Linked DNA regions of Homo sapiens: region 1 is linked to region 2. The links are chromatin loops, found by intact Hi-C in ENCODE. Cell type or tissue: dorsolateral prefrontal cortex. All regions are shown on one strand. Links, peaks and the distances in the headings refer to the core of each region. The heading gives the core; the rest is flanking DNA.

Region 1 (8,333 bases), core at 240-8,239, 95 kb after region 2:
CCACGCAGGGACCTGTTCTGTCCAGATCTGTCACTCTCATGTGCATGCCCTCATTGACTTCTCACGGAAGTCCCAGGAAACTGAGCTGCGCCCGCTGCAGGTTCCACATTCTTGTCTCTTCCCACTGGTGCCTCTGAGGCCTCCAGCATCCCTAGACACCCATAGCAGGCTCAGGGGTCCCTCTGGAGTCTTTGAACAGGGCACCTGTGCATGACAGGGGAGGGAAGGGGACACAAGGCCAGACACCCCCACCAACACTGCTGAGCTCCTGGTACAACTTCATGCCCCTCTCCAGGCTGATCATAGTCTTTAGGTATTAACAGTGGTTAGCTCTGGGTGGGGGATTTTGTGTATTTCTGGGTTTTCTATAGTTAGCACAGATGACTTCTGTTATTGGAAAAAAACTCAACAGATGCTAGTGTTTTAAAGTTATGTAAAAAGACAGACTGGGCAACATGGTGAAATCCCCATCTCTACAAAAAAGAAAAAAAAAATTAACAGGGTGTGGTGGTGCATGCCTGTAGTCCCAGCTACTCAGAAGGCTGAGGTGGGAGAATCACTTGAGCCAGGAGGGTCAAGGCTGCAGTGAGCTCTGATCACACCACTGCACTCCAGCCTTGGTGACAGTGAGATCCTGTTTCAAAAAAAAAAAAAAAGTAAAAAGAATAAATGAGAACAGAGAAGGAAGTGGAGAGATGACATTAGCCGTGCTCCCAGGACCAGGCATGGAGCATGCGTGGATCAAGTCACACACACAGTGAAGAATGCCCATCCACAAACAGGGATGCCCAATAACAGACCCTCCAACACGTCCATGGTCACCTGGTGCCCTGATGCCCCAGACACACCACATGGTCCTGGGGGGCACATGGGAAGGCCAGTGATGACTGCCTGCGGCAGACCCCCAGGTGTGCGTTCCTCAGGAAGCCTTTATTGAGGGCCTTCTTGGTGTGGAAGTGCTGCACTGAGTCTGCAGGGACAGAGGAATGGGCAGGAGCGGGGCCGGGGGTAGACCACCTGGCAAGACTGGCAAGGCAGTGGGCTGAGTCTGCCAGAGAAGATGGGGAGCTGCTGCCCGCCCAGGGGCATGGCATCTGGGCTGAGAAGGGCAGGAGGGTGGGTGACAACAATGTGCAGGTCTGTGGGGGACACAGCGGCAGTACACAGAGAGGTAGTGGGGGCTGGGAGAGTTGTTTGGCAGGGATGGCACTCGAGGGTGCTTGGCACACCTGTGGCTGCTTCAGGCCATGGCAAGAGGGTCACCCCAGGGGCTTCTTGCAGGCAGGGTCCTGGGTCACAGACAGGGCCACAGAGCCTTGTGTTCGCTCCCAGGCATACCTGTGGACACACAGATGAGCAGGGATCACACAGAGTTGGACCCTGAGGATCCCAGGGAAAGCCCTCCCTGCGTACTCACGAGGTCCCAGCTAGCACCAGGAGGCTGTCATCAGGGGCCAGGCTCAGGCGCCGTCCCCCCATTGTCACCACCGAGGAGCCCTCCTGGAGAAGAGGAGCAGGAGAATCAAATGGAGACTGTTGGGCCTCATCACCTGGGTGAATGTCTGAGTCTGCCTGGGCCCCAAGGCCCCAAGAGTGGGCCCCGTGTGGGAGCCCAGGGCCGAGGAGCGGGCTGATGCCCTCTGGCAGGGGGTTCTGCAACCCTGTCCCTGGGCCCCACTTGCCAGCTGCCACAGCCACACGTCCACATTCTGTCTCAGGCCTTCGCTGCTGCCTTGCCCATAGGCGATCACCTGGTGGGAGGTGAAACAGAAACTTCTGGTGCTTCTTGCCCCACATGGGAGATGGTCTTGAACCTGGCCCCCAGACACCAGGCCTGCTTGGAGCAGGGTTGGGGCCCATGAAACAGCCCCATCACCATGTGCTGAGCAGAGACCAGGACTTGGAGAGGAGGGCTGCCTGGGCTGCAGGCCTCCCTGTGCCCGCCGCTGCAACAGGTATTTGGGATCACACATGCCTGCCTTTCACGTGCAGTGCACCCGTGGTCCCTCTGATGTGTGCTCATGCGAAGGCATGCTCACCAGGGCACATGAGGGACGCATTTCCATCAGCTTCCCAGAGGGTGCCACCTCCCTTTCTCTGAGAGAGGTTATGAGTCTGGCCTCAGGAGGAGGAGGGGACAAGGAAGGTGAGGCTGAGGGCTCTCTGACATGCACCAGCCTGGAAGCACACAGCTACTGTGCAGGGCCGTGCTGCTGATGCCCTGGAGAGGGTGCATATTCATTAATGTAAACTGAAGCAGGTAAGAGCAGGGTATTGCAGAGGTGGGGTGCAGGGCTGAGTGGTACTGCTGTGACATGTGCGCATGTTCTCGCAGCCCTGTGTAAGCTCAGGACGTCCCTGGTACCCAAGAGCAGCAGGCCAGGCCTCTACGGGAAGCCTGTGGCCATGAGCATCCCTGCACAGATTGACTCATTCAAAGCCCATGGGATGTGCCAGTGGCAAGCCGTAAAGCACAAGTGAACACAGGTCTCCCTGCACCACTCTTGCCCTCCCAGCCTTGTTCCCACACGTGGTACAGAAACACCACTCTGGCCTGTCACTCCCCTGCTTCAATACTTTGGTGGAGGGCTGTTGTCTTTAGGACAAGTCCTCCCACCTTGCCTAGCCCAGCAGACCTACCAGGACCTGGGCCCTGCCTGCTGCTCCACAGTCCACCAGTCACACTTGTACCCCCACCCCCAAGCCCCGCCTCTGGCCAACTTCGGCTGCTCCCAGTGCCAGGCTGTTTCAAGCCTGAAACAGCTCATGCTCATGCTTCTCCCTCACCTAGAATGCTCTCTCCACCTCCCTTTCTTTCTTTTACAAACTCCTACACTAGCTTTAAAATGCAATGTGCATGTCACCTCCTCCAGGAAGCCTTCCTTGACTTCCCTTTCAGAGTGGGTTCCTCCTTTATCCTTCTATAGCTTCCTATAGCTTTTCTATCTGATACTTTATCACATGATTGTGGCAATTGTTGATTAACTTGTCCATCTCTTTAACAAACTATACATTCTTTAAGGTAGCAACTCTATCCTACTCTCCCACTAAAGCCTGAAACATAACAGGCATTTAATAAATGTGGAATGAAAGAAAGTCAGCCTTGTTTGAATCCCTCTCTCCACCCAACCCTCACTCCCAAACAACTCTCTCCCTTTTGGCTTCCAAGGGTGTGACTGGCTGAAGGTTCAGGAATTCCTAGCGAGGGGAAAACTGCAGACCCTCAGGAAGCTGCCAGTGAGTGGGGGAACCTCCAACTCTGAAAGTGAATTCAGATCATAAAATTGCTTGGGACCATGTAGCCTCCACAGACTTCACTCGGAGCAGAGCCATCGCCTTCTGCGTCAGGGAGGGAGCACAAAGGCCTATGCTCATGTCTACAACCTCTGAAATGTGTGTGTGTGTGTGTGTGTGTGTGTGTGTGTGTGAGTGTGTGTGTGAAAGAGAGAGAGAGAGAGGCAGTGAGAGAGAGACTGGTTCCCATTTTCCAGGGCTGCTGTGGGAGGATGCCCCGGATGCCCCAGGACTACATTACCTGGGTCTCATAGGTGTCCCCAAACAGGCTGAGTGGTGTGCCTGCCTGCAGCTCCCTGTGGTGGCTGTCCAGCCAGGCATCCAGGGACATGGGCTCCATGATGGATCGTGTGCTCAGAGGGAATGGTGGCTCCTTGAGCAGCTGGTCTGCACCCACAGCATGACTATAGTCGGTGTCCTCAGGACCCAGCCCACCCAGCCCCAGTGGGCCCAGTTCCCAGGGGCCCCAGGTCTCAATTGCCAGAACAGGCTCTGTATCCAGCTCAATGATCAAGCAGCCATGTGGGAGGTACCATTGGCTGCCATCTTCTTAGTACCTTGAGGACTGGGCAGAGTATTCAAAAAGAGACTCCCCGGTCCCCTGGACCAAAACCCATCCTATTTTGGAAGGGGAGGGAGGGAAGGAGAAGGGCAGTTCCCAGCGGCCTCACCAGGGATGGGCTTTCCTGTTCTGTACTGCTCAGAGCTGAAGAACCTGCAAGGACGAACAGGGAGGAGCAGGAGTGGCGAGCACTCCCATCGGAGTGGCCAGCGACACACACATACACCACACTCACGGTCAGGTGCAGGTGCCCACACACACTCATGGGGCTCTCACACAGCTGTGTGTCTGCCATCCTTTCCCTCCCAGCGGGGCTGCTGCTCCCCCCTCCCCCCGGCCTGGCAGTGGGCTCTCTGGGCCAGGATCTCCACCCTGGGAGGGGAGACTTTCTCCCAGGGCATCAGGTGCTGATGCAGAGCCCCAGGAAAGCAAGAGGCAGGGGCTGGGCTGGGGGCTCACTCCTGGATGATGGGGGCCAACTGCGTGCCGAGGTCCTTGCAGTAGAACCACTTCTCAAACAGAACGTCCATGGTGTCGCCCACATAGTACCTGCCAGAGCAGAGGACAGGCAACCCTGCTGTCCCCATCTGGGTGGCTTCAGGGCAGCCCCACTCAGGCCTGGCTCTGCTTGTAGAAGTCCCTGCAGAGCCCTGCTGTCTGCTCACCCCTGTTACACACCCTAGTGGTCACTGGTCACTTAACACCTTGCTCTTCAGAAGCACACGTGCGCCCCCTGAGAGGGCTACTATCCCGAGAATTCACACGGCTCTCTCCGGTTCCCAAAACTAGACCCAAACTGGTTCCCAAAACTAGACAAAGCAGATAGAACTCTGAGACTCACAGAAGCTGAGCAATTTGCCAAGGATTACACAGCCTGTAAGTGGCGGAAGCAGGCCAGTCTCAAGACAATCTTAAAAACTTAGAGAGCATCTAATCGCAGTTCTTTTGTTTTTCGCAAAGAGGAAGCTGAGGCTGAGCCTGAAACCAGGGCCAGTGGCTGGACGCTCTGCTGGCCTGCAGTGCTCTAGGCCTGAGTGCACGGACACTTAAGAAACCAACATGGCCGGGCGCAGTGGCTCACGCCTGTAATCCCAGCACTTTGGGAGGCTGAGACGGGTAGATTACTTGAGGTCAGGAGTTCAAGACCAGCCTGGCCAACATGGTGAAACCCTGTCTCTACTAAAAATAATAATAATAATAAATAAATACAAAAAATAGCCAGGCATAACAAAAGATAGAAAAAAAATAGCCAGGCATGCTGGCAGGGGACTGTAATCCCAGCTACTTGGGAGGCCGAGGCAGGAGAATTGCTTGAACCGGGAAGCGGAGGTTGCAGTGAGCCAAGATTGCACCGCCGCATTCCAGCCTGGGTGACAGAACAAGACTCTGTCTCAAAAGTAAATAAATAAGTAAAAAAAAAAAAAAAAAGAAGCCAACACGCAGAAGATGTCCCCCAGTTTAGGGGTTCTTCTTCTTTCAGGGTCATGATTGCCTTTGAGAGTTGGAGCAAAGTTTTGGACCTCTTTTCTGGGGTAAGGCCCATGTACATGTACATATAGCCTTCAGTAGACCCCTAAAGCCCACCCCAGCCCCCAGCCTGGCTCAGTGAGCTCCTCCCCCGGCCTGAGGAGCACCTGGCAGGCTGGGATGGGCCCCAGGCCCCTGTGGGTGCTGCACATGGTGGGTGCCAGGAACGCCTGTTAACTGAATGCCTAATGCCCAAGCCCAGCTCCTGGGCCCAGGCCAGCTCTGTCTGCTCTTAAAAGAGATGTGGTCCCGCTGGTGGGAGATGCTTTACAGACACACAGTGCATCCACCCACTTGGCAGCCTAAATCCTATCCTGGGATGGAGCTGGCCACCAGAAAGCTTCATAACTGGATGGCAGTGCCCTCCGGGAACTGCCTTTGGAGTGGCATTTTAATGTTGAGTCCCTGGCTTTTATTAAAGGTCAAAAGCAGCCAGATGAAATGTGTTATTGAATTTGCTGTAAAATGATATTGAGGACACCATCCTCTCCATCAGACTCACTATATTAAAGTCCCTTGTGACAAATTTTTTCTAGAAGATAAGACCACGTGTCTGTCTCTACAACAGACTGTTACACAGTAAATGATTATGCAGCCATTGTGTTTTTTGAAAAGATTTAATAGTGTAAGAAATACTCGGCCGAATGTGGTGGCTCACAACTGTAATCCCAGCACTTTGGGAGGCCGAGGTGGGTGGATCACCTGAGGTTGGCAGTTCGAGACCAGCCTGGCCAACATGGTGAAACCTCGTCTCTACTAAAAATACAAAAATTAGCCAGACATGGTGGTGCATGTCTGTAATCCCAGCTACTCAGGAGGCTGAGGCAGGAGGATTGCTTGAACCCGGGAGGCAGAGGTTGCAGTGAGCCGAGATTGTACCACTGCACTCCAGCCTGGGTGACAGAGCAAGACTCCATCTCAAAAAAAAAAAAAAAGAATACTCATGAGTTTCTTTTAAGTAAAAAAAGATATAGGTAAGCATAGAAATAAGACAAGATGGAAGTTTAGGTTTCATTAGGTTTCATTGGTGACAGGACAATTTTTTTTGTTTTCCCTTTTTTATTATTTTGTTTTCTTGAGATATAATTCACATACCATCAAATTTATCCTTTTAGTAACAAGTAATTTTAATTTTGTTCACTTTGCATTCCTGTACTTTTCCAGATTTTGAGAATGAATGTGTATGACTTTGATAATCAGAAAAACAACACGTATTTTAAAAATGCCTATTATAACAAAAGATGTAGGCCAAAGTATCCTGTTCCTGGTGACCTGATGGGAAACTTGAATTTTTTTTAGTTAAAAAATACAACAAATAATGATCACGCCACTGCATTCCAGCGTGGGTGATAGATAGAGTGAGCCCCCATATCAAAAAAAAAAAAAAAAAAAAACCCAACCAAACACTGTTGAGCTTTTGGAAAATCTATTTCCCTGAGCAATAGGTTGCTTCCTCCTTTCAGAGGAAAAGAATTGGGTGACTGATCAGAACCAAATGAGAACCCCGGCCATGGAATCAGAATGCTGACAGCGGGGCCTATTTTCTTCCCCTCTTTGGTGTTGACTCCCACTCCTCTCTATACTGTCCTGGCCCTAACTCCATATTTCTCTATAATGCCAGATCTAGCAAGTAACACTTTAGCAACTTTAACTTCTTTGTAATGATAACAGCACCTCCCCCATAGGATCGCTGGGAAGATTCAATGAATAAATACATGCAAAGACCTTAGCCAGGCATCTGGCACATAGCAAGTGCCATCCAGATGTCAGTGTGTGTTGTGGAATGAGCTGGGGTAGAGAAACAAGCCGAGGGAGGCACTGGCCGTGATTCTAAATTCTGGGGGGAAGCAGCAGTTCTGGCTGCACTGGGGGAGGTGGGTGTGACTTTGGAACCCCTCTGGCCCGCTTTCCACATCTCACCCCTCCCAGAAGACCTTGTGAAAGGAAAATATCTTGGGCCCCGAAATCACTAAATTAAGGGAAATGTCAAGCTGAGAACTGCTTAGGGCAAACCTACCCCCTATTTTTTTTTTTTTTTTTTTTTGAGACGGAGTCTCACTCTGTCACCCAGGCTGGAGCGCACTGGCGCGATCTTGGCTCACTGCAAGCTCTGTCTCCTGGGTTCATGCCATTCTCCTGCCCCAGCCTCCCAAGTAGCTGGGAATACAGGCGCCCGCCACCACGCCCGACTAATTTTTTGTATTTTTAGTAGAAATGGGGTTTCACCATGTTAGCCAGGATGGTCTCTCTCGATCTCCTGACCTCGTGATCCACCCGCCTCGGCCTCCCGAAGTGCTGGGATTACAAGCGTGTGCCACTGCGCCCGGCTACCTGCCCCCCATTGTATTCAAAGTGCCCCTCTGCTCACTGAGATAAATGCATATCTGATTGCCTCCTCTGGAGAGACTAATCGGAAACTCAAAAGAATGCAACCATTTGTCTCTTTTCTACCTATGACCTAGAAGCCCCCTCCCTGCTTTGAGTCATCCTGCTTTTGCTTTGAGTTGTCCTGCCTTTCCAGACTGAACCAATGTTCATCTTACATATGTTAATTGATGTCTCTTGTCCCCCTAAAATGTATAAAACCAAGCTGTGCTCTGACTCTCTTGGGCACACGTCAACAGGACCTCCTGAGGCTGTGTCACGAGCGTGCATCCTCAACCTTGGCAAAATAAACTTGCTAAATTAACTGAGACCTGTCTCAAATTTTTGGAGTTGACATTTTGATAACCACAGAGGCATTCTGAGTGGAGGTGCCCCTGACCTTAGACAAATCTCCTAAGGGTGCTTGGTACCCGCGTGAGCTAACTTTATGGCTCAAACCAATAGGACAATTTGCTGAGGTGTGGGAGCACCCCCTCTAGAGAATCCCTGATCTCCCCAAATTTGGTTGAGATCTAAAGTTTATTTTGCTGTACAACTCCCTTTTTTTTGGAGTTTTACTTGTTTC
Region 2 (8,333 bases), core at 298-8,297:
TTTCCTAAAAATAAAAACCAAGGATATTCTCATATATTAGTTCAGTATAATAATCGGACTCAGGAAATTAACCTTGTTACAGTACTGTTGTCTAATCTAGAGACTTTATTCAGATTTGTTAGTTGTCCCAGTAATGTTCTTTATGGCAAAAGAAAAAAAAAATTCTGGCCCAAGATTTCCTTGTGAATCACTTGTGACATTTAGTTGTTGTATCTTCATAGTCTCTTTCATTCCTGAACGATTCGTTAGTCTTTCTTTGTGTTTTATGACCATGGTATTTTGAAGAGTGCAGGCCACTTATTTTGTAGAATGTCCTTCAGTGTGGGTTATGGTTATAATCTGATTTATAATTAGAATAAATTTTTGTTCTACTTAAGTCCATTTTGGTCAGTTATGTCCATCTAGGAGATTATATATTTCCCCCTAAAATTTTCAAATTTAACATTTTTACAGTATTTTTAAACAGTTTGCCGTATTTGTAGTTACAAATAGATTTTCATTCTTGTTATTGTTTATATGTATCACATAACCTTTTTTTCTTGATTGTTTTGCCTGAGGTTTCTTTATTAGTTATCTAAAAGAATGGGAACTTAATTTTGGTAATTAAAAAAAAGTGGTACATATTCTGTTTATTTTTACTCTTATTTTCTTCTGCTTTTCTTTAGGTTTACTCTAATATTCTTTTGCTAGCCTTTTTAAGACCTTTTTAAAATTACTTTTCATGATAAACATACAAGATTGTGAATGTCCCTCTAATTATCACCTTGGCTGTAGCACATATCTTTTAGTATGTAGTATTTTTATTATCATTTGGTTCTAAATATTCACTAATTTGCCTTATAATTTTTAATTTAACTTGTGAGTTAATTTAGAAGGAAGTGTGGCTCATCTACCTATTTTAATTGCCTTTGAGAATGTGGTCAGAGAACATGTGTGCTACCAATTGTTTCCATGTCTTGAGATTTCTGTTAGGGCCTGGAATAGGATCCTCCCCAGTATTTTGCTCCCTGGGCCTTACTGACTCTGGCAACATCAAGGTCTGATGCTTGTCACATCAGACTAGTAAAAAAGGAAACTTGCTGTTTGGCTCGATTTCACCTTATAGCAGTCTAGAAAATACCCTCATGATAAAGGCCAAGATCAGTGTGGAAACTCAACTATTACACTTTTCAGAGGGATCATCACCTCTCCTTGCCTGTATTGGTTCTCCAGTGTCTTCACACAGTTGTTTTCACATATTTGTCTGGTTTGTGCCAAGAATCACAGCCAGGTGGCAATAACTTTTAATTACGCTCATAGTAAGTTTGGAAATGACATCTGGGGACATGGGGTCACTGTGACCTATTGTCCCCTGTAGCTTTCTTGTGATAATAATAAAAAAGAGCCAGGTATGTTGGTGTACACCTGTAATCACAGGTACATGGGAGGCTGAGGTGGGAAGATCACTTAAAAGCTTGAGACCAGGAGTTTGAGACCAGCCTGAGTCAACATAGTAAGTCCTCCTCTCTATTAAAAAAAAAAAAAAATAGGCCAGGTGCAGTGGCTCACGCCTGTAATCCTAGCACTCTGGGAGGCCGAGGCGGGTGGATCACTTGAGGCTAGGAGTTCAAAACCAGCCTGGCTAACATGGTGAAACCCTATCTCTACTAAAAATACAAAAAAATTAGCTGAGTGTAGTGGTGGGCGCCTGTAATCCCAGCTACTTGGGAGGCTGAGGCACGAGAATCTCTTGAGCCTGGGAGGTGGAGATTGCGGTGAGCCGAGATCGTGCCACTGAACTCTAGCCCGGGTCACAGAGCAAGATTCCATCTCCAAAAAAAAAAAAAAAAAAAAAAAAAAAAAGTAATCAAAAGGTGTGAGTACACACAAGAACATGACTCAGGGTGTCTTTTAGGTTGATTTGAGTGGATGCCAGCTAAGCCTTAGCAAGTTTGTTGGATGAGGGGTTTTGTTATATCTATGCATTAAAGCAAAAATTGAAAGTAGATGGCAAACTTTTTTACGTATAAAAAGCTTTTTTTTTTTTTTTTTTGAGACGGAGTCTGCCTCTGTCACCCAGGCTGGAGTGCAATGGTGCAATCTCAGCTCACTGCTACCTCTGCCTCCTGGGTTCACGCGATTCTCCTGCCTCAGCCTCCCAAGTGGCTGGGATTACAGGTGCGCGCCATCATGTCCAGCTAATTTTTGTATTTTTAGTAGAGATGGTGTTTTGCCATGTTGACCAGGCTGGGCTTGAACTCCTGACCTCAAGTGATCCACCCCCGCCCCCCTCTGACCTCCCAAAGTGCTGGGATTACAGGTGTGAGCCACCACACCAGACCAGCATATGAAAAACTTTGTCCATATCAGTTTGAGGTTTACTCATGAGAGTTTATTATAATCTTCCTCTGCTTGGAAAAAAAGAATGTGGTTATTAATTTTTAAATAGATGTGATATTCTGAATGCTGTAATTCCTGTAGGAGGTATATATGTGAAGTTTTTGTGAAATTGTAACTGAACAAATCAGTACAGATGGCCCTCGACTTAGGATGTTCAACTTAACAATTTTTGCTTTGTTTTGTTTTTTACAATGGGTTTATCAGGGTATTAAATGCACTTTTGACTTATGATATTTTCAACCTATGATGAGTTTTTTGGGACGTAGCCATCAGTTGCAGAGCATTTGCAGTTAGTATTGAATATAGTATATGTGTATCAGTTAGCTGTTGTCATAATACTGCATTTTACAGGTTGGGTTCCCTGGAAGCAGATTCTGATAGCAGTTTTTATGTGGGAAATTTATTAGGGATTCCCCTTGGGATCAGCACTTGTGGAATAAAAGGCAAGGAGGCAGGATTGACTAGTGGGAGGAGGTGGATACAATCGAATGAAGGCCTCAGCTGACTCCAGCTGATTTGTGGCATCCCAAATCAGGGTGAAAAGCTGGGCCTTTACAGCCCTGCATTATTGGATGCAGGTTGCTCCAGGAAGAGTGTGTGGACTTTCACGATGAATTGTTCTTGAATTGAAATAATTCCGAAAAAGATCAGCAGCTGAGGACTGTCTTATTCACAACACTTCTGGCAACTAGGTGAATTAAGTTCTTTAGTCTCAAAGAGGAAAACACATCTATTACACTGCCCAAATTTCAGTGGCTTATAACAACAAGCATTGATTTCTGATACACTCATCTGCAGATTGTCTAGGATTCTGCTGAGCTAGACTGGGCTCTGATGTAGGTGCCAAGCTATAGGTTGGGTCCAGATCTGCTCCATGTATTTCTCATCCTCCATGGACAAAACTCAGTAGCACAAGAGGGCAAGGCCAAATGTGCAAACACTTGTCAAGGCTCAGTTATGTCACATATCCTAACATCCTATTTGCCAAGCAAGTCACATGGCCAAGCCCAACATCAGTGGAGTGGAAGAATACTCTCCTGTGGAGGTGTGGGGGAGGGAATGAATATTTGCTGAACAATAGTCCAATCTACCCATAGTGTGGTTCTGCTTAACAAAAGATGAGAATTCCATTGCCAAGATTTACTTGTCAGTCTTTCTCCTAAAATACTTCTTTTTGTCATCTCCATCTGTTATGAATGAGATGAAATGTGACAACACCTTCACTGCTTTTTGGCAGAGAGAACAGCTTGTGCTGGGTTCTTAAGATTTTTACAATTTAGATTTGAATGGATCGTGCAATGTGTATTGGTATCTCTATTGAAAACATGGTATCTTTGCAAAGTATTTAATCTGGAGGGAAGACTTTTAGTTTAGTTTTCTTCTTCTTTTTTTTTTTTTTTTTTTTTGAGACGGAGTCTCACTCCATCACTAGGCTGGAGTGCAGTGGCCCGATCTCAGCTCACTGCAACTGACACTTCCTGAGTTCAAGGGATTCTCCTGCCTCAGCCTCCCGAGTAGCTGGGACTACAGGCGCGTGCCACCATGCCCGGCTAATTTTTGTGTTTTTAGTAGAGGCGAGGTTTCACCATGTTGGCCAGGATGGTCTTGATCTCTTGACCTCGTGATGATCTGCCCGCCTCGGCCTCCCAAAGTGCTGGGATTAGAGGCGTGAGCTACTGCGCCTGGCCTAGTTTTCTTTCTTTCTTTTTTTTTTAATATAGGCACTCAACACTGTGCCCAGCTAATTAAAATTTTTTAATTAATTAAATTTTAAAATTAAAAAATTAATGCTGAGGCTGGTCTCGAACTCCTGCCTTGGCCTCCCAGGGCCTCTCAAAAGCTCTGGGATTACATGCCTGAGCCAATGTACCTGGCCAACTTTTAGCTTTTTAATGCTTAGTTTCAAAATTCCTTTTCTATTTCTTTTCTTTTTTCTTTTTTTTGAGACGAGGTCTCACTCTGTCACCCAGCTGGAGTGCAATGGTGACGTCTCTGCTCACTGCAACAGCCGCCTCCTGAGTTCAAGCGATTCTCCTACCTTAGCCTCCTGAGCAGCTGGGACTACAGGCGCATGCCACCACACCCAGCTAATTTTTGTATTTTTAGTAGAGATGGGCTTTCACTCTGTTGGCCAGGCTGGTCTTAAACTCCTGACCTCGTGGTCCGCCTGCGTTGGCCTCCTAAAGTGCAGGGATTAACAGGTGTGAGCCACCGCACCCAGCCTCAAAATTCTTTTTCTTATTTTAAATTGAGGTATACATATGGTAACATATATAGAGTGCCCTACAGTTTGTTACACAGCTTAAACATTTTTACCTGTGTATATATTCGTGTAACCACCACTAGATGGTAAAGAACATTACCAGTATCTCAACAGCTTCCCTTCTGCTCCTCTCCAGTTAGGAAATCACTATTCTGCCTTCTCTAACAATCAATTAGTTGTTCATTTTTTCAAACTTCTCTGGCATTTCAAATTTGTGTTATCTTACTGATAAACCGCAAGTCGTTGGTCCTGTGTTATGTTACTGTGTCTTTTCCTAGCTTATTTTCTTTATTTACCCTACATTTTCTCTACTGGATTTTGTCTCTTCTGTTATAGAAACTGTATTCATGTAAAGCTCTTAAGGGTAAGATTAGACTACGTAAAGTCCATTCAAAAGAAACTTCTGTGTGTATCAGAAAGATGGGGTTTATATGGACTTCTGGCACATAATATGATTCTCTGGTTTCCTTTATGAAGTTGGTCAGTTTCAAAGGAATTATTTCCTAGTAACTCCACAGTGTACACACCTGATGAGTGTTTACTTTCTACACATTCTGAGCTTTACTCTCCTCTCCTTTGGTCTTTGGTATAAATGTGCGCTTTGGAGGTTTCATATCTCCTGGTGAACAGTAATTCCAATGTATTCTTTCTCATTTGATTTGAGACAGTACAGGAGCTCCTCCTCTGAAAGCAAATGGTTCCTTCAGTGTTCAGGAACACAAACTAAACACTAAAGAGTAGAACCTTTGAAACAATGAATATAATCATTTTTTGTCATAATCACTTGATGAAGGCTAAGATACTACTTCAGTTCTTTGAAGCCCTTTAGGTAACAGCCCATCATCATTTAAAAAAGTATCCATAAGAAAAGCAGTTTCACTCATTTAACATGAACACAAAACTGAAAATCCATTCATGATTTGAGTGGTTGGTGTAGCATCAGCTGAGAAAAATGCACTTAATTCTGTGACTGGTTTCAGAGCCCCTGTTAATTATAAAAATTTCTTTTGGCTAGATGCAGTGGCTCATGCTTGTAATCCCAGCACTTTGGGAGGCCAAGACAGGCAGATCGCTTGAGCCCAGGAGTTGGAGACCAGCCCGGGCAACATGGCAAAACCCTGTCTCTACTGAAAATACAAAAATTAGCTGGGCATTGTGGCATGCACCTGTAGTCCCAGTTACTTGGGAGGCTGAGGTGGGAGGATCATCTGAGCCCAGGAGGCAGATGTTGCAGTGAGCTGAGATCATGCCACTGCACTCCAACCTGGGCAACAGAGTGAGACCCTGTCTCCAAAGAAAAAGATAAATTATTTTTATTTTGAGGAATTTTAGCATTTTTGAGTATCTTTTAATCTTTTAGTTTTTTCATTTATTGTAAATTTAGAAGGTTTAAAAAATAATTGTTTATGGGATTATTAACTGAAAAGGTCCCTAAATGCTATTGATCTTTCTTTTCATTTTCATGAGGTTAGTTATTAAGAAACAATAATTACAGTAGTCTTTCTTTTCCAAGAGAAGATATATTTCAGCACCCTCAGTGGATGCCTGAAGCTGAGGATGGCACTGAATCAGACTTTTTTTTCTCTACACTATACCTAACATAAGGTTTAATTTATAAATTAGGCACAGTAAGAGATCAACAAGAATAATCATAGAACAATTATAAGAATATACCATTATAAAAGATATGTGACTGTGCTTCATATGGTTTGGCTCTGTGTCCCCACCCAAATCTCATCCTGTAACTCAATAATTCCCACGTGTTGTGGGAGGGACCACCGGGGGAGATAATTGAATCATGGGGGCAGGTCTTTCCTGTGCTGTTCTCGTGATAGTGAATAAGTCTCATGAGATCTGATTTATTTTTTTTTTATTTTTTATTTTTTGAGATGGAGTCTCGCTCTGTCACCCAGGCTGGAGTGCAGTGGCGCAATCTTGGCTCACTGCAACTTCCGCCTCCTGGGTTCAAGTGATTCTCCTGCCTCAGCCTACTGAGTAGCTGGGATTACAGGCATGTGCCACCATGCCTGGCTGATTTTTTGTATTTTAGTAGAGATGGGTTTTCGCCGTGTTGTCCAGGGGTGGTCTCAAACTCCTGAGCTCAGGCAGTCCGCCTGCCTCAGCCTCCCAAAGTACTGAGATTACGGGTATGAGCCACCGTACCTCGTCCTGATGGTTTTAAAAATGGGAGTTCCCTGCACAACCTCTTGCTTTTTGCCTGCTGCCATCTATGTAAGACGTGACTTGCTCCTCCTTGCCTTCCACCATGATTATGAGGCCTCCCCAGCCATGTGGAACTGTAAGTCCAATAAACTTCTTTCTTTTGTAAATTTCCCAGTCTCAGGTTTGTCTTGATCAGCAGTGTGAAAACAGACTAATACAGTGCGCTCCCTCCCTGTCTCTCTCACACACACAAATATCTTACTGTACTATATTCATCTATTTTCAGACCACAGTTGGCTACGGGTAACTGAAACCTTGGAAAGTAAAATCATGAATAATGGGGTACATACTACATTGTATGTACAATGGAGTTGATGTAGAAGTGTGTAAAAGTACATACTACAGCTAAACTACACAGTCTGTCTAGTTAGCTTAGCTGCAGAATTTAGCTGATTCTGAAATTTGCAGAGCAAAAGCTGAAGAACCAAGATCAATTCTTGTGTTTTGTTTTTTTTTTTCAACCTCTGCTGCAGAAGAGTGAGAGGAAATTCACTTCAAAGTTGGAAGTCATTGTTCCATGGTTGTGACACATACAACAGAAGACTACACATGGCCAGTGGCCTTTGTTATGATTATAACTCGGAAATTGTTCATGAAATCCCTACTTCTGTTTTGTGAAAGCCAATGATTTATTTTTATTTTTATTTATTTATTTTTTTTGACAGATCCTCACTCTGCCGCCCAGGCTGGAGTGCAGTGGCGTGATCTCGGCTCACTGCTACTTCCACCTCCTGGGTTCAAGTGATTCTCCTGCCTCAGCCTCTTGAGTAGCTGGGATTACAGGTGACTGCCACCACACCCAGCTAATTTTTGTAGAGACAGAGTTTCACCATATTGGCCAGGCTGGTCTCAAACTCCTGACCTCAAGTGATCCGCCTGCATTGGCCTCCCAAAGTGCTGGGATTACAGGTGTGAACCACCGCACCTGGCCCCAATGATTGATTTTAAGTGAGATGTCAACCCTTGTTAAAGCAGTTATTTACTGTACCTAAACATGTTTACATGTTCTAAATACTGCCGTTACTCGGTGAACAAATTCATAATCTATACCCTTATCATTATCTTAGTTAATGCATCACTGTGTGTGTGTGTATACATACATATACATACATATTAATGCATACTTTTGCTAATAATGTTTTCACTTTAATAGATGTTAGTTGACATTTGAGCTCTCCTACAGTCTCCTACCAGATAGTGAGGGATCACTTAAAAGCTATTTTAAAAAAATACAAATAAGAAATGATCTTTCACATACATTCTCATTTGACCCTCACAAGCCTGTGAGGTAGGCAGCATGGATATTCTTCTCATTTAACAAACAAGGAAAGTGAGTCTCAGAGCAGTTAACTGATCTGGTGCCCCAGGTTCTACAATGAGCAAATACCTTGTATTATTATCAGTCTTTGACCTAAAAATTCAGCACCCAACTTCCCCTCATACTTGCCCTACCTACTTCACAGGAATA

What was found. Hi-C counts contacts between places; a loop is a spot of excess contacts. Peaks named below come from ENCODE experiments on the same cell type or tissue, not always from the same donor. Only the 100,000 strongest peaks of a DNase experiment are listed, where the experiment ranks them.
Region 1: it touches region 2 in a loop (1.9-fold over the local background); 2 of 110 quality-filtered maps call a loop at or near these places.

The regions. Positions count from the first base shown.
Region 1 is chr2:42,766,178-42,774,510 of GRCh38, forward strand. HAAO (3-hydroxyanthranilate 3,4-dioxygenase) reads right to left here. Exons shown (of 10, transcript NM_012205.3): 5 at 4,316-4,405; 6 at 3,966-4,009; 7 at 3,536-3,681; 8 at 1,683-1,751; 9 at 1,418-1,500; 10 at 912-1,338. The coding sequence ends at 1,260. Among named protein-coding and RNA genes, the nearest start is that of OXER1, 6.2 kb to the left of the region's middle. RefSeq lists an enhancer at 1,241-2,146. In dorsolateral prefrontal cortex, for the core only: CTCF peaks have their summits at 4,571 and 4,775; a DNase peak (open chromatin) is centred at 4,524; H3K27ac peaks cover 1,234 bases.
Region 2 is chr2:42,670,833-42,679,165 of GRCh38, forward strand. The region is part of intron 8 of MTA3 (metastasis associated 1 family member 3); the gene reads left to right. Among named protein-coding and RNA genes, the nearest start is that of OXER1, 89 kb to the right of the region's middle. RefSeq lists a silencer at 3,217-3,511 and an enhancer at 3,217-3,511. In dorsolateral prefrontal cortex, for the core only: no CTCF peak of the experiment used is centred there; no DNase peak of the experiment used is centred there; H3K27ac peaks cover 438 bases.